Regions from separate parts of the Mus musculus genome. Here region 1 is linked to region 2. The links are chromatin loops, found by intact Hi-C in ENCODE. Cell type or tissue: heart. All regions are shown on one strand. Links, peaks and the distances in the headings refer to the core of each region. The heading gives the core; the rest is flanking DNA.

Region 1 (15,487 bases), core at 5,707-8,206, 50 kb before region 2:
GGGTTGGAGAAGTCGTGGCTTGTCTTGGTTTGCTTGTCTCATTCCCAGCGGGTTTTTTGGTGCGAGGAAGGGCTTGAGTTGACTGTTTGCGAATCACTTACGTGCTGTCTTCTGGGGACTGTTCATATGATTCCCCCCATCCGTCGACTTGGTTTATTCTTCATGGTCTGAGAGCGTTTGTTGGTGTTGGGTCACTGCTCCTGTCCCCTGCTCTCCTGTGATGTATGTCTCTTTTTGTATAGGCTTACTGTGTAGTCTGTCCTGAGTTCCTCCTGCCTCAGCTGGATGCTGAGAGTATGGTGTGCCTGCCTTATATCTAGTGCGGCATGTTTTATAGTCTTAGAAGTCTTTAAAAACTACTTTGTATGCCTAAGGTTTCCAAGAGTATGGGAGAAATCACTAATAAGGTTTGAAATCCTTTGATGTAAGATCATTAGGAAAAATACATCAAAAAGTGTCTTCGCTCTTTTGCCTTTGAATTTGTCTATGTTATATAAAGCTGTTAGGCATCTCCTCTCCTGCCTGTCTGTATTCCAGTTCATGAGCATAGCTCTAGTGTATGCTAGCCCCCATCTCACCTCGGATGACATAGGAAATTATTGGCAGGCAGAAGTGTCTGCTTGTGGCCCCTTAGCCCCTTCCCACATTGCTGTTTGTGTCTGCTGAGTCCCTCTGGATCACTCCTCACTCAGGGGGTGACTTGAGGGAAGTGACGTTTGCCCTCAGCACCACCTGCAGGTCTTGAGAGGCAGTGGGGGCGGGGAGGTTGTAGGGATGGAGTTAGTTGAGAAACTCCTGGAGACAAGTGGGCAGGCAGAATCTCATTTACATTACCTTGCTATCCAAGCAGCAGCTGCTCCAGTCGCCCACAACTGCAGTGCAGAGAACACCATCAGGCGTCTTCCACTTGAGTGTTAGAGAGAGTACACTAGGACTGAGGTCACTCGCCTGGCATGCCCTGCCCCCATGCTCTGCTGAGCTGTAGAATCCCGCAGCATCTTTGGCTCTGAAGGAAAGAGGAGAGGGATTCAGATAGACTTTTTTCTTCCTGTTGAACTACCTTAGCAGCTACTGAGAAGGTAAGATCCGTTCTTGTTGGTGAATGGCTGTAAGTGTTCGTTCATTCACTGCAGTGTATCAGGCTAGACCCACAGACGTCATGGAGCCGTGTGTCAGACGTGTCTGGGAGTTAAAGGCGTTTATTTGTCCCGTTCTTGAATTGAGCATTATAAAGTGGCACAGCATAATTCCAGAGATGTTTCTCCGAAGGGAAGACTTTTCCTGAAAAGTCCTGAAAGCGGTCTCCTCCCACTCTCACTGCCTCCCTGCAGACCGGCAGCAGGCATTATCTTGCCAGCATCCTGACAGTGCTCTGACTCCGAAAGGCTCTCTTCTCTGAGAATAGTTTTTTATGTTAATTCTTTTTTGTTTTAAAAATATGAATAGTAGTATAATAAATGAATAGAAAAAACCTCTTAATTAATTTAAAGAAAGCATAACTTAAGGAATCTAACATAATAACATTTTTAAACTACAAAAAATAGAATGGGCCAGACAGACAGCTTAGTGAGTAAAGGCATTTGCCGCCAATTCTGAAGATCCAAGTTTGATTCCTGGGACCAAGGGTGGAAAGAAAGAACTGTTTCCCACAGGTTGTCCTCTGACCTCCACATGAGCTGTGGAGACACACACACACACACCTGACATTGTGTTTTCTTCTCATGCCCCCGCCTCTGTTTTGTGCCTTTTAAAGGTTTTCATAGCTGTGGAGTAGACACACCTTCGTCTGTAGCACTTCCTGACTATTAACTATTAAGCAGCTCCTCCACAGATTTTTAACCCTCATTTTTCTGGGCTGGGGGAGGAAACAAGGTCTCAGGAAGAAGCCGGTGTCCGATTATAGATCCCTCAGTTGCCCTGGTGATAGTAAGGAGGCTGAGCACAAGGCAGAGCCCAGACCGGTTGGTCGGTCGGTTGGAGCTTTTAGTATTTAAATAGATAACCCCTTGCTTCCTGGAAACTGGGGTGCCAGCATGCTCTGCTCAGGCTGGAAGTCTAGCAATGGCAGAGGTTTGCCTAGTGAGCACCAGGCCCTAGGCTCACCCCCTAGTTCTGTTTTAAAAAAAAGGAGAAAAAAACCCTAAATGAATAAAATAAGAGCTGAGAGGTAGAGGGCACAGGACAGGTTGGCGTACGGCACCACTGAACTGGGGGGAACCAGTTTGGGGAACGGTAGATCTTGGAGACGGAGCGTGCCTGTGTTCCTTTCTTCTGGCCGCTCTTGGCGTCATTTATGTGCTCTCTGACGGGGCTGCGGCCCCCGGTGCCACCCTCTAAGAGCTGGGATTCTTACCTAAAAGTTAGTGAGAAATGAAGACTCTGGAAAGCCGGAAAATGCCCAGGTTTTTAATGCACACACACTGACAGCCAAACAGAACGCTCTTTCCGCTTGCAGGCTTTTTTTTTTTTTTTTCCCCCAGTGTCATTTTAAGTTGCAGCTTCTGGCCAATCAGCGAGCTCCATGCCTAGTGACATCACGAAGCAGCCAGTTCCCTCCAGCTGCAGAGAGCTTCAGTTTGTCTTTTTTTTTTTTTAAACTAAAATGGAGGCTGGTTTCTTGCCTTAAGGAGTACAGCGCCCTTCCCGCTGGAGCCTAGATGTTGACATGTAATAAAGCGGGCAGCGGGATGGTGGTGGATGCGGCCAGCTCCAACGGGCCTTTCCAGCCCGTGGCCCTTCTCCACATTCGAGGTGAGTTATTGTGTGTTCTACTGACCGGAACCTTCCGTGGGTAGTTAATAAATGGCTATTGTGCTTTGGATGGGAAAAGCAGGAAGTCTAACCAGCAGAGTCCCCTTCACGTTGACGGGACTGCGCCTGGGCAGGCCAGGGGTGTCACCTCCAATCGGTGGGCATTTTACACATTACTTACGGGGCCTGAGGCTCAGGAGGCCTTGCACGCAGAGTTCAAAGCTGGTTTTTCTGCTTTCTCGCTGCTCTCCCATCCCCCTTTCGAGGCTGTGCTGATGTCAAAGGATGTGAAGTCACTGCCCGGGGAAGGAAAGGGGCGGGCCAGCCGGGCCCGGCTAAGTTGTCTGTTCACTGAGTTTGAGTTACCTTGGTGTTAGTGTTGGGTAATACTGCAAGGGTTTTGCCTCGGTCACAGCTCTGAATTAAGGATGAACTGCAGGCAGAGAATGTGCAGAATTGATGAGAGGAGAACTTCATTTTGGAAGATGTGTGCTCTAGCCATGCAGCCTGAAGGGAGCTAGGCTCCTGCGTGAACCCCTGAGATCTGCCGGGGTTCTGGTTGTTAAATGCTAGGCTCTTAGCTTTACAGTGGTTGCCTGTGCTTTGCATTGACAAAGGCGTTGTTAAGATTTAAAAGGGCAACAAGTTTTCAGTGTGCATGTAGGTCACGGGAATGGCTGGCCTGTCGGAAGCAAATGTGTAGCTTTTTCTCCAGCCTCCTTGAACTGCTGTAGAAGTTGGCTTCCACAGTGGTTAAATGTAAGATGGCCAGAAGAAGCAAAGGGTGACCACAGGTGCCTCGGCTGCAGAACCCAGCAGCAGTATGTATGTTGATTCTGAGCCATTGGCTAATGAGCAGTGACTTGACTGGATTGCAGGTACAAGTCCTATATTAATACATGTAAGGAGGTCCCTTATGGGTATTTTTTTTTAATTTTTAAGTTTTTATGTATGTGTATATTTTGCGTGTGTGTATGTATGTATGTGGACCACATGCATGTCTGCTGGTGCCCAGAGAGTCAGAAGAAGGCTTCCTGTCCTCCAGAACTGGACTCAGGGATGCTCATGAACCAGCACGCAGGTGCTCGGAACTGAGGCCAGCTCCTCCCCAACAGCAACAAGTGCTCCTCACCACTGAGCCACGTCGGCAACCTCAACAACCCCTTTGGTTTGTGAGCCTGCTGGTGCTTATTAGACACCTGATACTCTACTTCTTCTTGGAATTATGAATTTGTTCAAAAATAGAATCATTTGGTTTTACATTTTATAAATAGAATGATTAATTTATGGGAGGCCCTGTTCCACACTTTACCGTGCCCATCACAGAGCGTCCTCCCTGAGCTGCTCAGTGTCTAACTGTCAAGGAAGGTGCCGCGCCTGGTCCTCAAGGTTTTCAGAAAGAAACCTGTAGCCACCTAAAAATGGCTTGTAATGCAAACGGCTGGAATAGCTCCTAATTTTAAGTCTCAAGGAATACTTGATTTCCTCATGAAGACTTCTTAAAGCAGACATGTTAATGTTATTGTTCTAATGACCTGGCTGTGTGAGCCAAGTGCTGAAGGTCATTTAAAATGACTAAAATACAGCCTCTTCCCCCAGAGTCCCCTGCTGGAGAGGGACAGAGGACAGACAGGAAGAGACACCTGTGGGCAGGGAGCCCTGGGGAGCACAGGAACTGGGGTGCTGGGAAGGAAGGAAGAAGACGCAGGAGAGGGTGGCCCTCCATCCTACGCCTCCTTGAGGCAGAGGGATCTTTCACTCCAAAGGGAATACAGCCTGCCCAAGACCACATAGCCCTCAAATGGTAGGACTAGAGTCCAAGTCTAGGAAGCTGTTTTATCTTGTTTGCAATCTTTATAAGTCACTTTTGGAGAGAAATTGTGGCTGTTGGCCGAACGTCTTGCAAGAGGATTACAGTTTGCTCCCCATTGCCTGGTCAGGGCTTTAGTTCAATGGCCCTGTTTTGCATGACAGTTGTATACCCAGAGTTCATTTCTTATTCATTTTGCATACCTTGTGTTTGGCAAGTTTGACAGCCACACTCTAGGCTGATCCTGACTTGGTCCTTGAGCAGATGCAGTGGCCTGCTTTCCCCGTGGGTGGGGGCACTGGGATAGGGGCAGTCAAGTCGCAGTGAGTGCTGCTGCTCACCTGACGTTTGCTCCCAGTTAGTTCGGTAGCTGGTGATGCTGACAGTGATTAATGTGGCGAATTCACCATTCCCAAAAGTTCAAGTTCAAGTGTCAAGGGAAGACGGTTTAACCAGTGCAGGCCTGACTGCCTTCGGGGAGAGCGATGGCTGTAAATTTAGCTTGATGACACAGCTCCTGCACTCACAGGCTGTCCAAGAGAGCAGTCTCCCAAGATGGAAACACACTTTGTGATGTCCACTCTACTAGCCCGTGGCCACATGTGACCATCTAGCACTTAAAACTCTTTATCTTAGATAAGTGTCAGCCAGGGTTATCAAATTGGACAGCAAAGGTCTAGTCTGGAATTGGCACTCTTTCAACTAAAGTCCAGACTGTAAATATTTTTGGCCCTGAGCAAAAGCAGCTACAGCGGTAAATGAAGAGGCCTGCCTGTCGACCCACAAAGTCTTATTTACACATGCAGGGAGCAGGCTGGGTCTGCTCATGGGTTCCGGCCTCCAGACCTGTTCTTGCTACTGCTGCTTGTCTGAGCTTCTGTGAAGACCATGGATCACTCCTGCCCTCCGTGGAGGACCCATCTCAGAGCTAGGCTTCAGGCAGAGACAGCTCAGCCAGGAAGATGCCAGCCACCAGAGAAGGAAGCAGGACAGGCAGTCTAGAACCTCTTCCTGTTGACCTGTATTCAGGGCCATCAGAAAGCCTTGCACCTGATAACCTTGTGCTGATTCATTTCTTAGAAACTTCCTGGGTGACAGTGGGAACACCCAGCTCGCAGCAGGAGAGCTGGTGGTCCTTTTTAAAGTAGCCTCTTTGTCCTAGGAAGTGGGGTTTAATGAAGAGAGCCCCTCTCTGTGGCAGATCCTCGCTGGGTCATGGGTTGGTGGACATTCACTCTGCCAGTAAGAACTTAAACCAGGCAGGAAGCAAGTGAAGTGGATGAGCCCTGTCCTCCATTTCCTAGCACGACAGTGTGACCGTGACTGCGCAGTGTGGGTGGGAGGGGGCACTCAGGACGGGCCTGAGGTAGATGCTGCGTGAGCAGACCAGGGCCCACTGCTACCCACATTCTCCAAACAGGGAAGGGAAGCTGCCCGCCTGCCCGAGTGAGACTGTAAAGGACGCCCTCTCTGGTTGCCATGAGCTGTCTGTCACTCACCCTCTGAGTGGCAGAGTTTAGGAATGACCAGTACACTCTTCCTGTGCATGTGTGTGCCCTGTGGCAGGCATCCTGGAGAAGGTGCACTCACACTTGCATGCCTGCATGTGTGCGTGCGTGCGTGCGTGTGTGCTGCAGGAATTAGTTCTGCCCTTGGAGTTGGGGAGGCTACTCACATGGTTGCTTTATAGTAGAAGCCATTTCTGGTTTATTTTTTCACTGAGACATGTTAATTGTGTAGAAGAATAAGAGGGAAAGCTGAGGAAAGAATGAGAGAAGCTTGGCAGGTAGTAATCACATGGCACCCATGGCACCCATGAAGCCCAGGGTTCAGTCCCCAGCTTCTCATGGAGCACTCTGGCAGTGGAGGCAGGAAGAAGAGAAGCTCTCTCAGGACAACAGCCCCGGCTCTGGAAAATCTGGGTTAGGTGTCTGGGGAGGGCTGGATGGGGTGTTTGGACCTAGGAAGAGAATTGGCGGCAAGGGCGAGGCTGGAGTGCCTGTGAGTCCTCACCCCACGTTGATTTGTTCCATGTTTGTCCCGCAGTGCCGTGCTGGCTCAAGGAGCACCGGCTCACTCACTCGTTCTCGCTCTCTCTCACTCTTGCTCTCCGTGCTCCAGCCTGCTGGGGAGCAGCTATCCTGCGGTGTCTGTCTGAACCTCAGTCCACCCAGCCTGGGGGCCAACTATGTGGGTACTGCCTCGGTTATGTGGGTACTGCCTCGGCTGTTTGTCCCAGCGCAGAGGCAGCATTGTCTTGTTAGTTTCAGGACCAAGGCCACATCCACCTGTTCCACTTTTCCTTTTGAGTCCTTCCAGTGCCAAAAGACATTATTCCTCCTCCCCCCACCCTTTGGAGAGAACAGGGAGCGAGCGCCCTCTGCAGGATTACAGAAATGCAATGAGTCTAAGACAGTCAGAGCCCAGCACAGCTCCTGTCACAGAATCACGAGGTGAGGGGACAGTCCCCTCGTATCCCTACATGCTCACTGTCTCCTGCACATAGGACTTTGTGTCTTGTGATGCCTGGGGAGCAGCAGTTGTTTCTTACCTGAGAGAGTAGGGCTTGCTGTGGGTTATACACTTTTTGTTTGTTTGTTTGTTTGTTTGTTTGTTTGTTTGTTTGTTTTTCGTACACATTTTAAGATTTTTGTATATGTGTGTCTGTGTGAGTATGTGCATATGAGTGCTGGAGCCCCAGGAGACCACAAGAGGGCACCGGACCTTCCGTTCCTGGATTTACAGGTAGTGTGAGCCACTAGACAATGGTGCTAGGACAGACTCAGATCCTCTACAAGAGCAGACATGCGTTTAATGACAGAGCCCTCCCTCCAGCCCAGAGCTGTTTGTTAAACCACGTGATGCTATGTACTCCTAGCCCTCTGGAAGGTTAAGGCAGGTAGGATTATGCTAAGATCAGGGCCAGTCTGAGGTGCATCGTCACTTTAAGGTCAGCCTGGGCTATGTAGCAAAAACAAACCAGTCATGCTCAAGAGATGGCTCCACAGGTAAAGGAGCCGCCGAGTCTGGCAACTCAACTTCAGTCCTTGGATTCACACAGTGAAAGGAGAGAACCAGTTCCCACAAGTTGTCCTCTGACCTTTGTACATAGGCCACACACACACACACACACACACATACACACACACACATACACACACACACACACCCATACACACACACACACATACACACATACACATACACACACACACACACACACACACACACATACACACACTCACTCTTAAATTTTTTGTAATGTAATTTTGAAAACGTTTTAAAGTCTTCCTTTTTAAGTTTGACAAGACCAAAGCAAGCAAAGTCACTACATACTGAGCAGATAGAAGACTGGTTTTATTTTAGGTTCGTGAATTATCCATAAATCAAAAAATGGTTCTAGTTTAAGAATGCAGGCTAAAGTGTAATGGTTAGACGCAATGAGTAAATGCAGATCAGCTTCTTGTTTGTGAAAATACCAAGCTCAGGGGCCCAACAAGATGCGCAGAGGGAGGGGCTGATGATCTGAGTTTTGTCTCAGCAACCCGTGTGCCGAAGCAGAGAATGGAATCTTGAAACTTGTCCTCTGCCCTCTGACATATGTGCACACATGTTCCGAAATATATTTAAAATGTTATTTTAAAATATCTACAAAATGAAGCTGTGTTGGAGTGGTGCTGTTCTGTAATTCTGGTGCTGCAAGACTGATGTCAAAGGACCAAAAACTCAAGACTAGCCTGAGATGCTTGTAAGTTCAGGGCCAACCTGGGGCTACATTGTGACACATACCTGCAGTGAAACCTGCTAACTGTGGACTGGGGCAGTTGGGGAGCACTGTGTGCTGCAGGGCCCTGGTGCTGTGGATGTCCTTGCTTCTCTGGGTGTGGTAAAGATGGGGATTTTGTAACTTACTGCCAGGGAATGGAGACTAAAGTGTCTTATTAGTGACGCATCAGGATGTCTGCACCTTGCTCGGGTGGTAAAGGGGCCGCTAAGTCTAAGGCAGCATGCTGATGCACAGAGCGGAGGATGCAGGGAAGGAGACACCCCAGTACCCATTCACGGGGACAAAGGCTTTACATTCTTCAGGATGTTTGAAAGACGAACTTCAGAGTGTGACAGACCTGTCACAGCACAGGAATTGCTCCCGACCTGGTCACAGCTGCCATGTGTGTTGGCTGTTTTACCCCCTGGTTGCTAACTCACAGCGGCTGCATGGCCCCCGTGTATTTTGGGGTCCATGCTTGATTTGATATTGACAGCATTCTTACTGGCCTTACACAGTAACTAGCTGCCCTTAAGGTTCTCAAGGAGATAAAACCAAGGTTTCCTCTGAGCTTCAGGGTAAGGATAAAGACACGCGATTAGATCCAAAACCTTGGTTATATCTGGCAGGGGAGCCCTTCTCTGTACCTAGAAATAGGAAAATTAAGGGATTTACCTTTTCAGTGTTTGTGAGAGGAATAAACAAGTAAATATAAGCCAAGAGCTTCGAATGAAATGCTGTGAGTCGGGGCTGGTGAGATGGCTCAGTGGGTAAGAGCACCCGACTGCTCTTCCGAAGGTCCAGAGTTCAAATCCCAGCAACCACATGGTGGCTCACAACCATCCGTAACGAAATCTGACTCCCTCTTCTGGAGTGTCTGAAGACAGCAACAGTGTACTTACATATAATAAATAAATTAATTAAAAAAAATAAATAAAATAAATTGTTTAAAATTGGGTCTTTTAAAAAAAAAAAAAAAAAAAGAAATGCTGTGAGTCTCTCCACATGTTAGTGGTGGCCGTGGGGACCCTTTTGTGGGGTGCCTGTGGTTCTTTCTAGAGCCCAAGAGCTAACCGCAGTTACAGCTGGGGCGCCTGCATGTTTGCTCTCCTTAAAGGTCTTTTTGCCTCTGGCTTCCCAAGCCCCCTCATCTCTTCCTGTGTTGCCCCACTAAAGCAGCACCCTCAGTACCTGTGAGCGTGGGTGATCCCAGGTGCCACCTCCATGGTTTCTGTGGAGCATGTCCTAACCCCTGGGAGAGCCTTTTGGGGGGGGGGGCGGGGGTTTCTCTGTGTAGCCCAGGCTGTCTTGGAACTCACTCTGTAGACCAGGCTAGCCTTGAATTCAGAAATCCGCCTACCTCTGCCTCTGAAGTGCTGGGATTAAAGGCGTGTGCCACACTGCCCGGCTGATTGGTCCAGCCTTTTTTAATTTTTTTCAAGTCCAACCTGAAAACTCGAACTTAGGTTTTTAACTGTCAAAGTGGAGTCTTACCGTTAACAGCCATAAGACATGTTCAGTTTTGAAGTCAGTGATGCCGATTGTGACCGTGTCGTTTCCCATGTCGTTTCCCATTTGAGCTTTGAGCATAGTGTGCTCGTAGTCGGATGCTTTCGCTGGGACTGACTGCTCACAGGGATGCATTTCTTTTTTTTGTTGTTGATTCTTTCCCCTCTTTTCTTGAGATGGGGCTTATGTTGCCCAGGTTAGTCTCAGACTCCTGGGCTCAAGAAGCCCTCCTGTTTGAGCCTCCCTCGTGTCTGGGACTTGGGGCATGTGCCACCGTGCCTAGCTAGTGCTGTCGTGTGTAACTAGGAAGCTCTGGCTCTCTGCTTTCCCTTCAGCTTACTTTCATCTTTCGCCTGTCAGACTGGGCAGCATTCGAACTCAGTGACATCTCAGGTGTAACCTTAAGTCTTAGTGTTTTAATTTTTAATATCGTGGTGCTTTAGTAGAGCTTGATATGTTAATATTTTGGGGATTTTTTTCATCTGCATATGACAGCTTTCATCATATGCTGAATTTTTGTGTCTGCTGGTTGTGTTGCTTGTAAGTGCTATTTCTAAATTGTGGTGTTTTAACTTACGAAATCCTGAGAACAGTAATGCTCCCTTCTAGGGAGCAGTCATAACCCTTGCAAAGTTGCTGGCCCTTCAGTCTAGAGATGAGAAGCGGTGTAGATATTGTAGCTGATTTCTGTTCCTGCACAGCTACAGAAACGAGTCTTCCAGCTCCGTGTAGACCACATGCACCTGCGAGCCACATACTCAGAACTCGGTGGTTGTGACAGCCCTGTAGTCTACAGAGCATCACACACACTAGGAACCCCAGAGTTGCAGAGCTACCTTCAAGGGGTCTCTCTGCGGGTGCCCCTTTCAGATAGTCTAAATGCTGTGTAGACACTGGCTTGATGGTGAGACAGTGATGGGTAAACAGCTGCTTTTATAGAAGAAGGTAGCCGGGTCCAGCTATCGGCCACCACACACTCTGACATGCACATGCCTGTCTACCTTGATGAAGGTGATTTGTTTTAGAAAATCCCACCTTTGACACAAACTTTCTCAAGTCTGTGTGAGGAAGTGCAAAGTTCACATAGAGGCAGCTCAGCATGGCCGCCTTGGCATGGCCTCAGCGCTTTGGCTCTGCTGAGGAGACGCCCCCTCTTGGTAAGTTGAGCTGCAAGCTTACTTCTCCAGCCACCTTCCTAGGACCTTCACTTCTACTTGAAACACCAAGAGTCACATTGTGTTTAGGACATGAACATTTGGGCACATTTCCTCAGATATGCAAGAAGCAAGCTTATTGGCTCAAAGGAAACGGTCACAACACTACTTTTTGCCTCTTGTAAAATTTCAGCTTCCAAACCAAGTATAGATTTATGAAAATTTGCATCTGCCATTGTGGCATTGTTCAGTGACAGTGGGACGAGTCCTAGGGACCAGCAAATAAGCACAGCGCAAGGCACATGCCAGCAATGGAGTCAGTGAGGGTGCACTGCAGGCCAGAGGAGTTTCAGGTACCTGGACTTCATCAGCACAGCCTCAGATCCACAGTGCAGCTAAGACTTAGAGGTGGTATTTGCTGGTCAGGTATAGTGGCTGGTGCATGTAGGAGGCGGAGGCAGGAGGATCACTGTTAGCTTCAGGCTAGCTTGGACTACAGAGTAAGACAGTGTCAAAAATCAGCCAATCAGAGTTAACAACCAGCCGGGCGTGGTGGCGCCCTTTAATCCCAGCACTCAGGAGGCAGAAGCAGGCGGATTTCTGAGTTCAAGGCCAGCCTGGTCTACAGAGTGAGTTCCAGGACAGCCAGGGCTATACAGAGAAACCCTGTCTCGAAAAAACAAAAAACAAAACAAAACAAACAAACAAAACAAAAAAAACAGAGTTAACAACCAAAGTAACTAAAGCTGCAGCTGTCACTTCCTGAGTTTGAATGTCAGATGGAAGAGCATTGGAAATGCTCAGGCTGCTGAAGTGAGCTTGTGTGTGTGTGTGTGTGTGTGTGTGAGAGAGAGAGAGAGAGAGAGAGAGAGAGAGAGAGAGAGTGTTTCCCATACTCCTCGACAAAAACAACTCACCACAGGAAGTTGAATACAGAGGCAGCCATGCAAACCTGCCTGCCTTCTGTTAAGTCTCCTGCAGAGACATATACAAAAGTGTAGGATAGTACCATTCCCCCTAATTTAAAAAAAATAAGTTTGTTTTAGTAAAGGTGTGGTCTGACATGAAATAGGCCTATTAATAACCAATTTAAGGAGAGGGTGACATTGTAAAATTTCTCCTCCATGGCCGGAATCTCTGGATGTAACCCACCCAATCAAGGCTCCTCTTGGTCTGCACATAGAACCTGACACTGAGTGAGTAGGCGGGTTCTGACGCCACAAAAATCAGAAAACCTCATCCCAAGACTCTCTAGCCCACACTGGAAGGGAACCTAACCCCGTGCTCCCCAGAGCTGGTGTCTTGTGTGTTCCCACTCAGGTCTGTACGACAACAAACCGAACAAAATAGGCTGAGTGAACTAAGCAGTTACCCCATGGTTGTGGAAAGGGCGCTCAGGCTGTGCAGGGTGGATGTCCGGCTCTCCCTGGCCTCCACACATCTTGGTTAGTTCCTTTTATCTTTTTAAAAATCTGTTTTTGAAATTTTTTCCTTTGATTCGTATATAAATAAGCCACTTTTGTTCTTTTTTGTCTGTTTCGTTCTGTTTGTTTTTCAAGATAAGATTTCTCTGTATAGCTCTGGCTGTCCTGGAGCTCATTGTGTAGACGAGGCTAGCCTCAAACTCACAGAGATCCTCCTGCCTCAGCCTCCCAGATTAAAGGTGTGTGCCATCACTCTCTGGCTTCTTGCACTTTTCTTAATCAGAACTAAAACCACATCTCCCTGGCCTCGTCCTTGCCTTCTGCATCCACCTGCACAGCAGAGTGCTTGCCACATGTTTGCAGTCTGCTGTGGGCGCTTGAAGGCGCTTGCCTGTGTGTGTGTGTTTACTTACAAACACAAATACTATAAAAGTGCGTTTATTCACAGAAAGTTTCTAGTCTTTTTATTTCTTCAGTTAGTAAGGAAAACAAGTAAAATGAAAGAAATGTGAGAAAACAGACCTTTTTGTAAGTTTGTAACGAGGGATGCTCTGAGCTGCTGGCACCTTTATGACCTACCTCATGTGGTTTATGCATTCAGGCAGTAAACACTGGGTTCAGTTTCCTGCACCTTCAGTAACCGTGATTTAACATTTTTGGGCTAGGTAAGCATTTGGAAGGAGGAGGCAAGCATGTAGCGTTTGCCACCTTCCAGAGCTTGGTGTAGGCTCATTTGGTCAGTTTTCAGGTGCTGGGGATAACAAGGCAGAGCATCTTTTCCTGGTGTAGCTTCAGGGCGGTGTCCCCGTGTTCTCCCTTATCAAGGCCTGGAGATGGGGGCTTCCTTTTCTTAGTTCTTCAGTCCTGAGCCTAAGTGGACCTTTTAGTCTTGTGACTGTCAGTGGTCATTTGAAGGACATTTTAATTTTAAAGGTTAGGCCACACTCACTGAGTGACTTTCTGCCCCTCCAGACAGAGCCCTTTCTAGGTTGTCAGATGACACTGTCCAGACATCAAAGCTGTCAGATCTAGGGGAGGGGCCGCTGTCCTTTTCGGAGTCTGGCTTAAGTCTTTACCTTCCGAGTCTGCAACATGTTTTCTTTAGAAGTGCATTTGACCAGATGACTTCTTTTCTTTTTTTTTTAAAGACTTATTTATTTTATGTATATGAGTACACTGTAGCTGTCTACAGACACACCAGAAGAGCACATCGAATCCCATTACAGATGATTGTGAGCCACCATGTGGTTGCTGGGAACTGAACTCAGGAACACACACACACACACACACACACACACACACACACACAGAGGAAGCCCCTCCAACCTTCTGTTTGCCTAGTTTAGTGTAGCAGATCAGAGGGGCCTTTGGCTTATTTGAGTCTTTCCACCCTTTTATTTTTCACAAAGAGACTCTTCTATACATGAATTGTAGGCTAAACTTGGAGCCACAAAGTAATTTCCGACAACACACTTCTCATTTAAATGTTTAAAAAAATAGAGGAAACTTTAAGAAGCATTCTCAGTAAAGTGTTCTTTGGCAAGAAGCAGGGACTTATCAGCCAAGTTAATAGCCTTAACTGTGGCATCCATAGTAACTAGACAGGCTGCCTGGGTAAATATTTACCCATCAGCCCCAAGGCAGAGCTGGCAGTTCGGGGTCCTTCCTACTACCCAGTGTGCCGGGCATCACCACCTTCTTCATATTGTTTATGCAAAAAGTTTGGATGAATGGCTTTGGTGGCAGCCTGTGGCTCCCAGGGAGAGTAAAGTGACCCTCACTGCTGTCATTAGCACAGGGGAACCTTTTTCATCTTCAAAGCTCCTTGCAGGTGTTCATTAGCCACCGTCCTCTTTGCTGGGAGGTGGTAAACAGGTGTTATTAGCCCCATTTTTACAGTTGTGGAATTCAGAGCAGAGAGTTTGCCAGCTTGCCTGAGGTCCTGGAGCAGTTGGTGACAGAGGCCTTGGGCTTTCTGACTCACAGTTCTGGGCTCACATGCTCCAGACAGGCATGGGAAGCTGCTCTTGCAGGTTCCTTTATCTCGGGGATCTCGGCAGAGGTGTCTGCTGCGTTTACAGTGGTGTAGAGTGCGGGCTCCCGAAACAGGCTGGTCAATCTGATGGTGTCATCTAGAAAAAACACAAGATGCAGATCCTGGGGCGGGAAGGTAAGGCTCTTCCCAAAGGCTTGTGGTTATGGTGGAATTAACTCACCAGGGCCTTGAGCGGTGTAGCTGTATCCAGTGCCGGCTGCAGCCTCTTCACAACCCTGGTGCTCATGGTGACCTGCCTGTGTTTGAGTTAAGGACCTCAGCTGCCCCGAGAGAGCCACTGTCTAGCTGGATTTGTTAAAGCAAAGCTGGCAAGAATCTCATTGCTGAACTCAATGTTATTCCTGGTAAAGGTGTTTAGTGCCATCCTGAGAGTCTGGCAGTGTGGTAATTCTCTTCTTTGTGCCAACGCTAAGTAGCGTGGAATTCTTGTAAAACAGAGGCACCTTCCTCCGGAAGCAGGCTCTGGCTCAGCTCACCCATTTGTTGAAGGAGAAATGGTTGTAGATACAAATGGTTCATGACCTGTACGGTGAAGAAATCTCCCTGTTCTGGAATCCTGGGTGCACTGTTGGGAGCATGCTGACCTCGCAGCCTTTTCCGTACCAGATGAGCTTGAGTGTCACACAGAAACCAGGTTGCTCAGCTTACTTCAAATCCAAGAAGTCGTTATCCACGGACGGACGGCAGGACTGAGTCTTCAGCTCCTGCCCGTGGCCATGTAGAGTCTGATGTCCTTTAGGCGAGCGTTTAGAAGTCACCAGCATGGCGCTGGGCCATGTGCTTGGTCCGAGACTTGGTCATGTTACAGGTGCTGTGTGTATTGTGTGCGATTGCTTTCAGAGGCACTGAGAGGGTAGGCGGGAGTGATTGGTAGCACTAGAGCAAAGGGAGCTAAGTGTGGGGGTGGGAGGTGGGGGGAGAATGGGGGAGCGGTCAGACCAGGATGAGGTTTCCTTAAGTAGCAAAGTCCTTCTCGGGCCTGATGGCAGAGCAGCGCAGCAGAACAGAGAGCCTTGG
Region 2 (15,487 bases), core at 7,100-9,599:
GACCAACCCAGCTCAGTCAGTCAGCAAGGTCTCAAGGGAAGGAGTGAGGCTTAAAGAGAGAAAAGACAATTCAACAACATTGTAGCATGACTCCAGCAAGTACTGAAGCAAATTTATTTTTTCCCAGCCTGCTTTTGTACCATTCTAAGTACATGCAAAGAATAAGGTCAGTTCTTGGTCAAGGACAAACCAGGCATAAACAAAGGTCCCATGGTCACTATATTTGGGGACTTATCAAGATGATCAAGATACAAAGAGTATGTATGTTCCTCAGCTGTATTTTTCTTGAGCTTACTTCCTTGTCTTAGCCCAATGTCAGATCTTCTTGCGAATTTCCTTGAAGCAGCCCCAGGGTCTCTGGTTCCCTGGGGATGCCAAGAGCTCTCCACAGCAGGTTTCCCGGTTCCCCGGGGATGCCCTGACACACTCGGTGTTCGCTGCCACCTAGGTTGCTGGCAGGTGTACCTGTCACAGGGTCAGCAGAGACTGCGGCTTCCTTCTGGGCTCAGGCCTGGGTCACAGTGACGTGGCTGAATGTGCTGAGCTCAGGGTTGTTGGTTGCATGGACCTGTCGCCGTTCGTTCCTTTTTATAGAAAAGAGGAGAGAGTTTGAGATCAGCCAGCATGCCAAGTGCACTGCTCCTCCTGTGGGAAGACAAGGTGAAGAGACAGCCCCAGCATTTGTCACTGTGGCTCCTGCATAAACGTGGTGGCTGGAGATCTGGGCCTGCAGCATTGCTTCTGCTGTCACAGTCAGGTCTGCTGCCCAAAGACTGACGGAGATGGAAAAGCAGTTGGAAGCACTGCCATTTTAACCATTCCTACCCTAAATTTCTTAATTTATGTAAAAATGGAGCAGAGCCCTTCTGAGAGTAAATTCCCTAAGAGGAAAGTTGAGGTCCTGAATTGCTGAATTCATGGGACACTACTTTCTCTAAAGCCTTGGACACAGGAAGGGAGGCCTTGTGGGCAGAAAGAGGTCTGGCTAGGGCACTGTTTGGATAGATTGGCTGGCTCAGGAGCCCTTCGCAGCACATGGAGCTCTGGGGTTACCCAGACACCTGTGCTGGATCACTAACCAGAACACAGCTCAGTGTACTCAGTGAGTCAGGAAACATACACTGCATCCCTTCTGAACTCCCGAGGCACCCTGTTACCTGAGGGCGCTTGCACTGAAAATGGTAATATGGTCTCAGCCCTCCCAGAGACTGCCTGGACGTGTCTGAGGGACAAGACCAGACAGTAGTAGCAGCAGTCAGAGCTGAGAGCTGCACAGGCAGCCTGACCACTGTTACTGTCTAGAGGATGAGCTGATCCGCCCAGAGTCAGAGAGTGGGGCAGGGTGGTGCCCGGCAGGGGCCGTGCTCCAAGGACCCCAGGAGCAAAAAGACTTAGGTTGGGTGGAGTGTGGCTAGAGTCCTGACCCTGGAAACCTAATGGTTGTGAGAGAGTGCACACTGCCCCTTCACTCTGGCTGCCTGCTGAGAACATGTAGGAAGAGCTTTGCCATGGTGGGTGGGGGTTGCCGTGGGACAGGCTGGCTGACAGACATGCCCCAGCATGACAGATAGGTAGTGGAGTAAGCTACTTAGCTGGGACAGCTGAGAGAAATGGGCAGGTGTGGGTGGTGTTAGGGTAGGAACAAGATGTGGTTTGATTTGATTTGAGATGTGCAGAGAGAGAGGCTACTGTCCAGTTCTAGGTGCAGATGCCCCAGTCACTATTGTACTGTGTGCTCAAAGGAGAGTGTTGGACATCCGAGGATAGCCCAGACTTGATCCACAGACTCTCAGGGACAGCTTTCTCTCTGCCCCATATCCCATGCTCAGTATGAAGCTATTCTCTTAGACACTCTTTATTCTCTTGAGCTTCCATGTGGGTGCTGGGAGTTGAACCTGGGTCCTTTGTAAGAACAAGTGCTCTTAACCACTGAGCCAACCCTCAAACTCCTTGTTTCTAATTTTCATTCCCAGTCTTTGATACCTTGAACTCAGGTGTTTTTTGTGACTTGGTTTAATGTGAGTGTTGCTTTTTGCAGTAGGACATTAAACTGCAAGACTTATTTCATGGAGAGTTGGTTAGATTAGGTGACTGGGATATTAAAAACACACGGTATGAAGTGCTGTTTTCTATCTGTGGCATAGAAGTAAATTCGTAAGAATAAAATCAAAATAGCAGACAGAAAGTGAGTCATGAAACACAGTGAAGTGTCACTCATCTAACAGAGGCTGAGTTGTTGGTTACTTATTTAAGTAGGCTCTAAAAATAAACCTAGAGGAAGACAGGCCCAGCGGTTAGCTATACCTGCCTTTGCATAGTGTGACCTTGGGAATTCCACTTTGCCCAGTGTTTTGGTAATTCTAAAATACTTTTACAATGATTATGTACCACATTTATTATCATCCAAACTCCACAAATTAAAAACAAAACTAGACTAAAATCAAGCACTGTGTAACACTATGATAGTGCTGCCCACGTAGGACTCCTGTTGGTTTCCAGGATTGAGTTCGCCCCATTATTTTACCACTCACCCCATTAATCTAGTCACTGTTGCACACTTGATTACATACTGGTTTTCGGGTTTTCCTCAGGATATACTGGAACAAACCTGCAGTGTTCTCCCACCCACATCCCAGGACAGGCATCTCATGGACCCTGGGATGGTTGAATTTGGACACTTGTCGCTGCTTCAGTGAGGAAAGGGCATTGTTCGGGTGCTGCGAGCGTGCAGTGGGGAAGGAAAGGGTGTTTAGAACTGAGGAGGAGAGGATAGTCGCCAGCGGCGTTTCCATATACTTTACAGCCCTGCTTCGAGTGAGGGTTAAGTCACGCGGCCCTCTGTCGTTCTTTGCTTTACCAGCGTTACAATAACCTGGGTTAAAGACTATGAATAACAGTGACGCGCTGAGATTATCTGCATCCTTTAAAGAGCTCTGCTCTTGCAATTTTGAAAAATTCCCCTGTTTGATGGTTTTAAATAGTAAAAGAAATACATGGTTATTTTTATAACAAGTGAAACAAATTTAAAAAGAAAACAACTCTTTCCTCACGCCACCCTTCTCGCTGCTTTAGGCATGCTCATTCCCAACCAACAAATTCATTCTAGTTCTTCTTTTTTTTTTTTTTTTCTTTTGCGAAATCTGCTGAGAAGCCTTGGGGAGGATGAGTGAGTTCAGGTCGTAGGTGATGTCACAGGTGGGCTGAGGAGTGTGGCCAGTGTGTCAGTCAGATGTGCGGAGTTCGCTTGTTCAGTGTATCTCAGTAGAGCTTGGATGGTTGAGCCCCAGAGTTGTTAGGTTAAAACCTTGCAGTCCCTGTACTCAGGCGGCACAAACAAGGAGATGGCAGCAAGTTTGAGGCTGGTCTGCTCTTCGTAGCAAGTCTCAAGCCAGCATGGTTGCTAGGTGTTCCTTTTGCTCGTGGAGCAGATCAAAGAGATTCAAAGAACCAGAGTGGAGGTGAGCCAGGAACTTTGGAGGAGCCTCTGGCCTAGAGAGAGTTATTCTCACACTGTCTGCCAGCCACTCATCTTTCTATATACCTGTGCCCTGGTCTTTGCCAGAACGTCTGGGAAGTGGGCTTGTCCCGGTGTGACTGTTAGAGTCTGGTTTCTGTTGCTAAGCAAGTGTTGGCGATTGATCTTGTTGGGTGAGTCAGTGGTCCCCTCAAACTGCTCCCTGTGCTGTTCATTGTACAAGCACCCAGCCCGCTTATCCCTCCCCCAGTTGATGCCTTTGGGTGGCTTCTGGCGTTGGCTGCAAGCTGTTGTGTTTGTAGGTGAGCTTTAGACTCAGATGTGCATGAACTTTGTGCACACTGCAATGGGTTTCGGGCCAGCACGCTAGCACCCAAGAACTCTGTCCTTCATTTAGATGAAGCCAGCTCTGACTCATTTCTGTAATTGCTAATACTGTGGAGCCATGGCTAAAGAACCCAGAAAGATTTTCCTTGTGTTCTTTGTTACAGGTTTACATTCTGATTTAGGTCTGTGGCTCATTTGTCTGCAGGCTCTTTTAGCCGCCCTATCATTGAAGAGGCTGCCAACCTCCATAGAACAGCTTTGCACAGTAGTTGTACATCAATTGACTATATTAGTGAGTCTGTTTCTGTATTCCACTGTGTTCTGCCATTGGTCTCTGGGACTCTGTTCTCTGATTACTGTATATTGGATCCCAGAGTCATGGGATCTGGGGCTGCCCGGGCTCGCGGGTGCTGTCTCGTTGCTCTCTGCTGTTCCTCGGTTCCTGCCTGGCTCCTCCCCTGCTGTCTTCAGGCTCCCCGGTCTCTCATCTGTCAGTTCCACCCCGTAGTTCATGTCTCACCCTTTGGGCATCACCCCTGGTAGTTGGATTTGTATCTTTTGTTTATAGCTTCTGTGTCTATGCCTCACTTTTTGTCTGCTGATACCCACCTCAGTCAGGTCAGTTCCAGGTGGATGGCCTATTCTGTCAGTGTGCATTGCCTTTCCCTGTTTTCCACCTATCTGGTCTTCACCTGTGTGAAACTGTGCATTTGTCCTGTTGAGTCCTGTATATTTAGTTTTTTTTTTCCTTTTAATGTTTTTGAGGCATACTTGGAGATGCAATTAAGAAATATGGAGACAGTTTGATCCTTTTGGTTCTTGTTTTAACCATTAAGCAGGACCTGAGCTGTGCTAGCCTAGAGCTAACAACTTCTCCATTGCCAATCCAAGGCCCAGATGGCGCTGAGTCCAAGGCACCAATGGTTGGGAGTTTTCCTGGCCTGCTTGATAAAGTAGCCACTCTCCCCAGCCTCCCCTAATACAGTTATCTTTCAATGTCCAGGGGGATTCATATATCAGGGGATGCTCAAGACCTTTATATGAGGGGTATCATGTCTGCAGAAGCACGTCTCCCTGTCCACTCTCAGTTTTCTCCTGCTTTAAGTCATCTCTAGAGACTACACCTAAAACACTGCAGGTGCTGTGTGATGACTCATTACCTAGAACACCTCAGGTGCTATATAATGCACTGTATTGTTTAGAAGACCATGACTTAAAAAGAGAAGTCTCTATGTTCAGCAGAGATGCAGCATTTTATTGCCTTTTTTTTTTTTAGGGGTTCTCTGTATAGCCCTGGCTGTCCTGGAACTCACTTTGTAGACCAGGCTGGCCTCGAACTCAGAAATCCGCCTGCCTCTGCCTCCCGAGTGCTGGGATTAAAGGTGTGGGATTAAACCACGCCCAGCTATGCCAAATATTTTTGAGACTTGATTGACTGAATCCAGGGACATGAAACCTACGGGTAAAATGTCAACTGTACTGGGTCCTCACTAATCCTTGTGTGTGTTTTCATGGCCCCTGGTAGTTTTCTCACATCAAATAGCTACATGATGTTGTGCTAATCAACGACAGGACCTTTCCAGTTTCAGAACTCCCTCCTCTGTGGGACTGACTCAGCCTTGCAAGTTCACATTGCCCCTCCTGCTGGGCTCTACAGCCTGGGAGTGTCCTGGTGGTCATTACAGGCTCCCTTCATCTCTTCCATCTCCTGGGATCAGAAGGATGTAGTGCCATGAATTTTTACCTAGTGAGTTTGGTCTTTAGGACAGTAGAATAAGCCCATCCCTATGACACTTAGCTATGGCCTCAACTGAGTCAGCCATGGGCACAGGGTAGTAGGATTAAAGGCAGTCACGTAAGTGATGGTTCCATGGCCTTTCTCACTTCCTTACATTGTGTGGGAGGTAGGGCATATTGATGGGATATTCTGAAGGCTTCCTAACTCCCTCACACTTTATGCCAATAAAAATATCCATCTGCTGCTAGACAGAGCAAATGTGTTAAAAAACTGATCTTAGAATCCAGGTGTAACTGCTCACTAGACCGCACTTACAGCTTCATGTTAAAATTGGTCAGCATCAAACATTTTGGGATTCAGCATCCAGAATGTACTTAAAACCATTGGCCATGGGAAATAACTCAGGATTCGTTTCTTGTTCCACCTTTGTTCTACTTTGCTTTCTTACAATACTGGGAATTAATCTGGGGCCTGTGCCTGACAGAGGAGTCCCCTGCCAAGCCGCTACATACTCAGCAAACACTTGGTGTGGTTTGGTTTTCTGTTCTGTTTTGTTAGAAACAGAGTCTCTTATAGCCCATGCTGGCTGCGTAGCCAGGAATGGCCCTGAATTTATGACGCCGCGGCCTCCACCTTCCACGTGCTAGGTTACAAGCCTGTGCTCTGTTTTATGATGTGCCAGGGAGGAGCCCGTGCCTTCCTGCCTGCCAAGCAAGCAGGCTGCCAGCTGAGCTCAGCTCCAACCCTCCCACTGTTGGACACTGTTATTTCTAAGCAGATACTAATTGACCTGCCTTACGAGCTATTACTTGTCATGGTTTCTTTACTCTTAAAAATGTTAAATAAATTCACACAGTAAAATGGCTGTCCCATTTCATCATTATCAGAAGTAAGATAGTGTCACACACTTAGTTGTACAATAGCTATAAAATACTATGAATTGTTAGAACAGTTGTTAAAAGAATTGCAACTACATCCCCATTATTTAATATCCTATAAAGATTATAAATTTTTATTTCCCTGATATTTTCAACCATATGTTAGAACATGTAAGTTGGGCATCTGGAGTGATGGTTAAGAGCCCTCACTGCTCTTACAGAGGACCCAGAGTCAATACCCAACACCAGGAGCCTCACAACCATCTGTGACTACAGCTCTGGAGAACCAGTGTCCTCCTCTGGCCTCCACAGGCAAGGGCACACTGTGTGCAATGCACACACCCAGGTACCTCTTTATACACATAAAATGAAATCTTATTTTAAATACTAGAACACACAGAATAAATACTTCTAATCTGAAAATCCAAACTGAATTTTTGAGCACCAACATGATACCACAATGGAAATGTTTACAGTTGACCTAGACCCACTAAAAAAAGTTGTATGCATTTAATGGGGAAAATTTGTTTTAACTTATCTCCAGGTTATATGTTTAAGGAACAAATTAAACCTGAATCCGATCCCCAAAATAACTCACATATATATGCGTGTGTATGTATGTATGTGTGTGTGTATATGTATATACATGTATATGTATATAGTATGTGTGTATGTATATGTATGGATATACACACACACACACACACATACATACTAGTGCAAACAATTCTGGTAGCAAGCATTTCAGATAAGAGACATTCATCCACTGGGCGGTGGTGCCGAATACCTTTAATCCCAGCACTCGGGAGGCAGAGGCAGGCGGATTTCTGAGTTCAAGGCCAACCTGGTCTACAAAAGTGAGTTCCAGGTCAGCCAGGGCTACACAGAGAAACCCTGTCTCGAAAAAACCAAAAACTCACATATATGTGTGTGTATACACACACACACACATACATACTAATGCAAACAATTCTGGTAGCAAGCATTTCAGACATTCATCCGCTGGGCGGTGGTGGCGCACGCCTTTAATCACAGCACTCGGGAGGCAGAGGCAGGCGGATTTCTGAGTTCAAGGCCAGCCTGGTCTACAAAGTGAGTTCCAGGACAGCCAGGACTATACAGAGAAACCCTGTCTAGAAAAGACCAGGGGGAAAAAAGAGAGAGAGAGACATTCATCCATATTTGAACAGACTGTAAAAATGAAAAGCTATTCAAATGTAAGAATTTTAAGGATGGGTTTTTAAGTGCCATGTGCAGGCATCTATTTGGCGGGAAATGGCGGTGTTTAAAAGCAGTTCTGGCTCTGCCTCGCTCCCCTGGAGAGCTACTGAGTGAATGTCGTAGGGCCCGGGTTGGGAGTGAAAGCCTAGCATGTCCCCACCATCCAGGTGCACTTGAGGTGAGCACTCCAGAGAAGCACCGTGCAGGAGCTGAGAGTAGGGACAGCAGTGAGAACTGCATTGCGTTACAGCTGAGAGGCAAAGGTTGAACCGCCTTTGGCAGGTTTTTTGTACTTAGTTCCGTTAGTAAGGTGACCGATGTGCACTTTTCCAGAGGACCTGCTCTGTGCGAGTTTCTGAGTGTCTGCTAGAGGGCTGGCTAAATACATTCACCAAGTTTATCCAAGATTTGTCTCACCGTATGTGTGAGACTGCATGCAGGGCTGGGGAGGTAGCTCTTTGGTAAAGTGCCTGCCATCTATCCTCTATGAAAAAGCCCGACACAGCAGCATGCATGTGTGATGCCCTTGCTGGAAAGGTAGCTATTTCCTGGAGCTCACAGACCAGCCAGAGTACCCACGTCATTGAACTCCAGGTGACACCTGCTGGCACACAACAAACCGATCAATTCAATTTGAAAATTTCTCTGTGGGTTCCCTGTAGGAGATGGCCTTGGTGAAGAAGGTTCTGTCGCGCTGCTGCAGCTGTCCATAGAGCCTTTTATCCCTTTCTGTGCTTTCTCTGAAGGCCGCCTAGCCAGATGACTAGCTCTCAGCGCCGAATGTCTTCATGTCTGTGTTTATGGCATCGTTCCATCCATACAGCTTCTCGTTGTTGATGTTGCTGCCCTTGGTTTTTTATTTTGGTTTTTGTGTCTTGGGGCCCACCTTTGCTGATAGGTCTGGGCCCCTGCTTTACAAGTATACAACATATAAACAAATGGTGACTTGAAGACTTCTCAGAAATGTGTCTCTTCGCACTCTGACTCTTAGAACCCGGTACCCCAGTGCTGTCTGTGGAAGGAAGTGTTTGGAGATAGCCATCATTTGGCCCTTGGCCTCCCAGATAGAAATCATGCTCGCTAGGACTGCGGGAACCGGAAGTGAGGGAGCGGTGGGTCAGAACAAACCAAAGAGCTGAGAAATGAATACTCTCCCAGTGTCTCTGGAATGAGAATCATTGTTCTATTTGACACTGTCCCTTTACATCACAGCTACGTAAGTGGTCACGGACCCACTCATTGGTGATGGCTGATACAGGTACAGAGAAGCTGCACAGGGCTGCTGGACTGTAAGAGTCTTCTTTGTAAATTGTTTTTCAGGCTGCTTTGGCATTTATTTAGTTAGTTAGTTAGTTTTAGTTTTTCGAGACAGTGTTTCTCTGTGTAGCCCTGGCTGTCCTGGAACTCACTCTGTAGACCAGGCTGGCCTCAAACTCAGAAATCCACCTGCCTCTGCCTCCCAAGTGCTGGGACTAAAGGCGTGGCCACCCGGCTTGGCTTATATTTAAAACAGAGAATAAGACCCTTTGAGAAAGATCCCCGGGGCTGTCGTAGTGAAAAGCGAGAGTGTCGGTTCTTTCTGGTATTACAGTCGTGCGTGGCACAGGTGGAGCCTTGTGGATTAGCACAAACACATGCCCGCTCCTACTGTCTCCAGGAAAGACATTTGGGACATGATGAGCAATGGCATGAGCCAGAATGCTTTGCAGATGTTCTCTGTGACCCTCAGAGCAGCCTGGTGTGAAGAGAGGGTTTGCCCTTTTCAGAGACGGCACATTGAGACCCTGGCAGAATGCCCATTCCTGTCTTGACTCTAGATGAGAAAAGGTCACAGTGTCATGCTGCCCTCCCACATGCGACCCGCTCCTGCTTTGTGTCTGTATCTCCATTATTCTCAGAATATATGCATCCATTTACAAGATTATGACAGGCTGGCACACTGCGCAGCACCTCAGGCTTCCGGCCCTTCATCCGGCCTTGGTCCCATCGCTCCAGCACCACAGGTCCCAGGAGCATGGAGGTCACATGAGTGCCATTGCTTTCCTCACCCGTGTCCTTCTACAAATTTGGCTCCTGAAGTTTTTATATTTAAACATGGCACCCGATTAGAAACACCAGTAAAGTTTGGGGTACCAGACTATATGTTCGCCTCTGTCTCCCCCTACCCCAGCACTAGCTCTAATAAACCTTTGGGGGGGGGCAGTGTATTGTGATTCACTAACGAAGTGTCTGGGAGCTCCAGGTGTCAGGTTTCCTTACACAGGAACTCCTGGGATGACAATGATAGGAGCTGTTGTCTTTCTTCATTGTCCGAGACATCACAGTTCTGCTCCTTAAATACTCCTGGGGTGGGTTGCACAGCTCGCATCATCTTTGGTTGTAGAATCACACCCAGCTTGGAGCTCTAATCTGAGGGCCTCCTCTCATCTCCTCTTCCTGGGGATAACCTGGGAAGAGCTCTCTCTCTCTCTCTCTCTCTCTCTCTCTCTGCCTGGGAACAGTTGCTTGTTTTCTCATCGATGCTTGTAGCCGCTTCCAGTGTGTTGGTCCTTCCTGTGTGGTGTGTCCATGCCTGCGGGGCAGTGTTCAGCATCTCTTAAGATCTTCCTCTGAATCCCCAACCTCCTCTACAGATGCTGACCCTCCTGGGTCTCCACATACCCTACTCTGCTTCTGCGATGGCACCCGCCAGAGCCTGCAACTTATGCTTGTCAGAGAGCAGAGAGCCATCTCCTATTTTCTTTAAGGCCCCTTACTTAGCTCTTCTCCATCTGAGGAGACAGGCAGATCAGACAGAGGACTCGGTTCTATTCTAACTTTCATCTCCCAATACAGTCACAGCCTGGGAAGGTACAGGAGGCCCAGGGAGTCTCTGCTGCTGACAGGGTCAGTTCTGCCACTGTAGGGCTTCCCTGGAAGGCACTGATGGTCCACCCAGGCTGTGCGTGACTGAGCTCATCCCATCTCCTTGCCTCATCCTTGAGCTTCGAAGGTGTGTTCCCTCAGGAAGCCCTCTGCCCTGATCCCCCATCTACTGAGAAATGTCCTGTGCACCTGCTTCTCTCCATGGCTTCCCATCCATTGTTTGGGAGGCCCCACAGAGCCCCATGCACATTTTCTGGATCCCAGAGGGCTCCTGTCCCCAGAGGCCAGGAGTTGACACTCATACTCTATGTGGGCACTCAGGCGTGGCGCATAGGCCTGCCTCCCTCCTGAGGCATACATTGTTTCTGTATCTCTGGCCATCGTTTTCTCCCTTGCACGCCTCCTCTTCTGTCTCTGCCTTCTTCATAGAAGCTGCACAGCTGCTCCTAGCTTTGATGCCGGTGACATCACAAGAAATGCCCGGATTGCAAGCTAGGTAGTAGTGACAGTAAAGAAGAAAGACTCGTTACTATAATTCTGACTCTGAGAAGGCTGTTCTTGCAGAGGGCGTGGGTTCAGTTCCCAGCACCCACCTCATGGCTTGAAGCCATGCATAACCTCGGCTCTGGGGCATCTAGCAGCCTCTTCATGCTTCCACGGGCACCAGTCAGACATGCAGTACACAGACCATGAAAATAAATCTCTAAGAAGGACAAGGAGGAAGAAGAGGAGGAGGAGGAAACCCAGGGAAGTACCAGGTGCTCATTTGCCTTCTAGGCTCAACTGCTAGGCTCAGCAGCGTCCCAAGAGGTTGTCCTAGAGCTGCCCTTCCCATTTATGTCTGATATTTGGGTTTGCGCTTTTAACAATGTGGGACAAGGACTTTTTTTTTTTTTTTTTTTGGTTTTTTGAGACAGGGTTTCTCTGTGTAGCCCTGGCTGTCCTGGAACTCACTTTGTAGATCAGGCTGGCCTCCAACTCAGCCTGCCTCTGCCTCCCGAGTGCTGGGATTAAAGGCGTGCGCCACCAGGCCCAGCGGACAAGGACTTTTTGATTACCTATAAACTGGAACAGGCATTTGGTGGGTTTATAGTTGTCATAAGATAATAGGTCACATGTAAACAATAAAAACAAAAATAAAATAAAACAAAAAAAAAACAACAACCCTAAATTAATGCCTTAGAAGCTTTGATGTTTCCATCACTGGCCAGTCAAAGTGTTTTGTGCGGGTCCAGTCAGACCAAGTGCTCTGCTCAACCGACCCCTGGATACACAGCCAGACTGTGCGCTGTGAAGTCTCCCTGTGTTCTCAAGCCGTCCTGTTTCCGAAGCCATCTCCGGCTGCCTGAGCAGTCCCTCGTCTGCCTCGTGCTTCCGTGGTTGTTAGGAGGCCAGCGCTGAGCTGTTTTCTCAGTCTTGCTTCTTTAGTCTTCTGTGGCCTTTATCATCTTGTCCTCTTCTCATTTTTCCCTTCCCCACTCACTAGATGTAACGTCTCATATGTCAGCGCGAACCTCTAAGCAGCCTCTGGGGTCAGCTGTCTTGACGGTTTGACAGTTGAGGGTCAGAGTGCCGGTAGCAGTCAGTTGGATGGTCCCCTGCCAGGAAAGGTCTGTTTCAAGCCTCAAGTTTGATCCTGTCTCCTTTGGGCGACCAACACATCTTTTGAATTTTAAGAAAAGTAGAAAAACAGCAACAACCACCAACTTAAGAGTGGGAAGCATCTGTCACTAGGATTATTCAGTGTTTCTTGGATTGTTCTTGGTAATACTCGAGGGTCCTGGTTGTGATCGTGGAATATGTGGGTTTTAGTTTGCAGTTAACATGTTCCGAACCTTGCCACCTTCCTCCAATCCCACGGGAGCAGAATTCGACCCAGAAGAGGATGAACCAACGTTAGAAGCAGCCTGGCCTCATCTGCAGGTACTGGACTTGGCACCAGCTCGGATAGGATGGAGTGTGATGGTGTGTGCTGGGTGAGAGGGCCCAGGGCCACTAGCTGATAGCCAGGGGCTTCTGATCTTCTCAAGGAGTCTCTGGTCTGAAAAGTTTTAGTGGAGGAGAGAGGGGGAAAGAAGGGAGAAGTAGGAAAAGATTGATTAAATAAGTTTGTGAGTTATTGATAGGCTGATTTTATGGACCCATTACACAAGCCAGAGAAGTAGACTGATTTGTGTGCCCTTAGTGATGATGGCAATTTTACTGATGGCACTGAGTTCAGGCTCTGTCCTAGTTAGAGTCTCTATTGCTGTGATGAAACACCATGACCCAAAGCAGGTTGGGGAGGAGAGGGCTTATTTGGCTTACACTTCCACATCACTGTTCATTATCAAAGGAAGTCAGGACCAGAACTCAAAACAGAGCAGGAACCTGGTGTCAGGAGGTGATGCAGAGGCCATAGAGGGTGCTGCTTACTGGCTTGCTTCCATGATTTAGTCAGCCTGCTTTCTCATCGAACCAAGCCCTCCAGCCCTGAGGTGGCTCCACCGCGATGGGCTGGCCCTTCCTCATCAATCAGCAATTAAGAAAATGCACTACAGGCTTGCTCACAGCGTTCTCAATCAAGGCTCGCTCCTCTTAGATGACTGCAGTGGGTGTCAAGTTAATATAAAACTGCCCAGCACAGGTTTAGAGCGTTTCCCAGGCGTGCTCCTGGCTTTCGGTGCCTGGGTCCTAGGCTCCTTGCTGATACCTGGACGATGCACGGCCACTGTTATGAGGCTAGCAGGAGCAAAGCATTTCTGCATGTCTGCATTTCTGCATGTCCTTGGTGAGGGAGGAAACAGAGGGAGGAAGCAAAGTGAGAAAGAAGCCTGGGAAGGAGCCAGATGCCCCACCTGCAAAGCCCCTGGCTTCCACACAGCCCGGGATAGACTGTCCTGCTATCCAGCCCACTGGGCTGTTTATTTACAAAGGGAACCACAGTGGTTGTGGCTCAGTGGCTGTGCTTTGGTGTTCCTCTCTCAGGCAATCCTAAAGTTCTTGTCCACTTAGAACTCCATGATTCATGTAGACGGCAGACTGCAGGCTCTACCCTCAAGTCTGGTCATGGTCCCAGGGGTAGCAGCTAAGCCATGAAAAGCACTGTGTGCCATTTAAGAAATAGTCTGTGGTTCTCACTAAATAAAAGAATTCCAACTGCAGTTATAATTATGCTAAGCCACAGAATTCAGCGTTAATTTTGAATGCATGTGTGGTTTTTCTTAAGTCCAGTGTTTTGAGCAGATAAAGAATGAATTAGAGAGGTGATAAAGAATGAGTTAGAGAGTTGTGCGTGAGCCTGATGAAGTGCCATGTAACTTGACTCACTGTTGTTTTCTTCTTCTTCCTAGCTTGTTTATGAATTTTTCTTAAGATTTTTAGAGTCTCCAGATTTCCAACCCAATATAGCAAAGAAATATATTGATCAGAAGTTTGTATTGCAGGTAAGTTCCCAGCCAGGCGTTCTTCGGCAGCCTTAAGGACAGCATGGCCACTGTCACTAAGTGCCGTTTTATTTTTCTTAAAGCTTCTAGAGCTGTTTGACAGCGAGGATCCTCGGGAGAGAGATTTTCTAAAAACCACCCTGCACAGAATCTATGGGAAGTTCTTAGGCCTGCGTGCTTACATCAGGAAACAGATCAATAATATATTTTATAGGTAAGTCCCCCGTGTGGTTCTCATCCACCCTTGCTGCTGTCACATCAAAGATGCGGAGGGAAACTGAGTCATGTGCTCATGTCCCCACCACGCCACCGCTCATGCTACACACACACACACACACACACACACACCCATGTCTTACTGCATTCCCTACCCTTGCTGGGTTCCTACAGAGTTGTCCAGTTGCTCACAATGTAGATGCTTCTGTCCCAGGCACCTGCTTGCTACCTTGTTATTCCTGCTCAGTTCCAGGCAAGACAGGAAGGAGGAGGAGGCGGCAAGGAAGTCGGCAGCCTTTGCCTTCGAGGATCTGGGAAGTAGATGAACAGTTTGAGGGCCAGCCAAACACAGAGAGGAGAGCCTGGCAGCTGGCAGACAAGACAGCTTTCCTATCTATGCCCAGACTTGGGACTTCAGGATCTAAGAATGACCACAGACCTGCCTGTCCCCACAACCCCCAGCTCAGAAAGGACAAATACATTGGTGGCTGTGACCCCAGCTGTCTTATCTCTACCTGCCTCTCCCCCATCCCTGTCTCATCTCTGACCACGCCTCATGACTCTTTAAGTTCTAATATCCCAGGTGAGCATGCAGGTCTATACCTATAATAACACGGCTCCGGAGGCCGAGGCAGGAAGATTGCCACAGCTTCATCTACATAGAGGCCCTAGTGAGCCAGGGCTCCATTCACGTGGTCCATGTCACTGCTGCTGTCTGGTTAACATGTGCAGCCATCCTAAGTTATAGCTATGCTTCCAGGGTCTGGCCTCCCCAGACTGTGCAGCCCTGTGTTACCCTAGGCTGCACTGCTGCCCTACCTTGCCTTGAGCCCTCAGATTTCCTTCCTCAAGAAGTCCACATGGGCTGACATGGTTCCTGCTCCCCAGGGGCCGCCTCGGTGACACCAGCTTTGTATGCACCCACAGTGAGACAGAGTGGGTGCTGGAGGAAGAGTCTGTGTAGCTCTTTCATAGGAAGGTCTCCTTATGTCACTCCTGGCTAGCCTGTCACTCACTGGACTAGGATGGCTTCAAACTCAGAGCTCCTGCTTCTGCTAGAACTGAGGGTGTGAGGCACCTGCCCAGCCTGGGCTGTGTAGCTCTTTCTGACTAGTACCTGGAAGGCCAACTAAGTAAGCCGATTACTCAGTAATTGTTGGCTTCTTCCATTGGCTCCTGCTGTGACATCTGACTCTAGAGGAGCCGAAAAGTAACAAATGTTGGCAGTGATGGAAATGTGACATCCGTCTGATGTAAAATAAATAAGCCTCACAGTCTAGCTGTGGGCCAGACCTGAGCCCTTGGCCCTCACGGCAGCGCTCACAGCAGTGCACCGGCCTGC

Evidence for each region. A loop is a pair of places that touch in the nucleus more often than their neighbours do. Peaks named below come from ENCODE experiments on the same cell type or tissue, not always from the same donor. Only the 100,000 strongest peaks of a DNase experiment are listed, where the experiment ranks them.
Region 1: a loop joins it to region 2, with 2.3 times the contacts of the local background. A loop is called at or near these places in 4 of 42 quality-filtered maps.

The regions. Positions count from the first base shown.
Region 1 is chr12:110,483,202-110,498,688 of GRCm38, forward strand. The region is part of intron 3 of Ppp2r5c (protein phosphatase 2, regulatory subunit B', gamma); the gene reads left to right. It overlaps Gm19605 (predicted gene, 19605), which reads right to left and starts at 2,435. Exons shown (of 6, transcript NR_168658.1): 1 at 2,354-2,435; 2 at 835-1,006. In heart, for the core only: a CTCF peak has its summit at 6,961 (motif pointing left); no DNase peak of the experiment used is centred there; H3K27ac peaks cover 823 bases.
Region 2 is chr12:110,531,759-110,547,245 of GRCm38, forward strand. Ppp2r5c (protein phosphatase 2, regulatory subunit B', gamma) reads left to right here. Exons shown (of 16, transcript NM_001373949.1): 5 at 12,317-12,427; 6 at 13,837-13,929; 7 at 14,013-14,143. Among named protein-coding and RNA genes, the nearest start is that of B930059L03Rik, 52 kb to the right of the region's middle. In heart, for the core only: a CTCF peak has its summit at 8,247 (motif pointing left); no DNase peak of the experiment used is centred there; H3K27ac peaks cover 313 bases.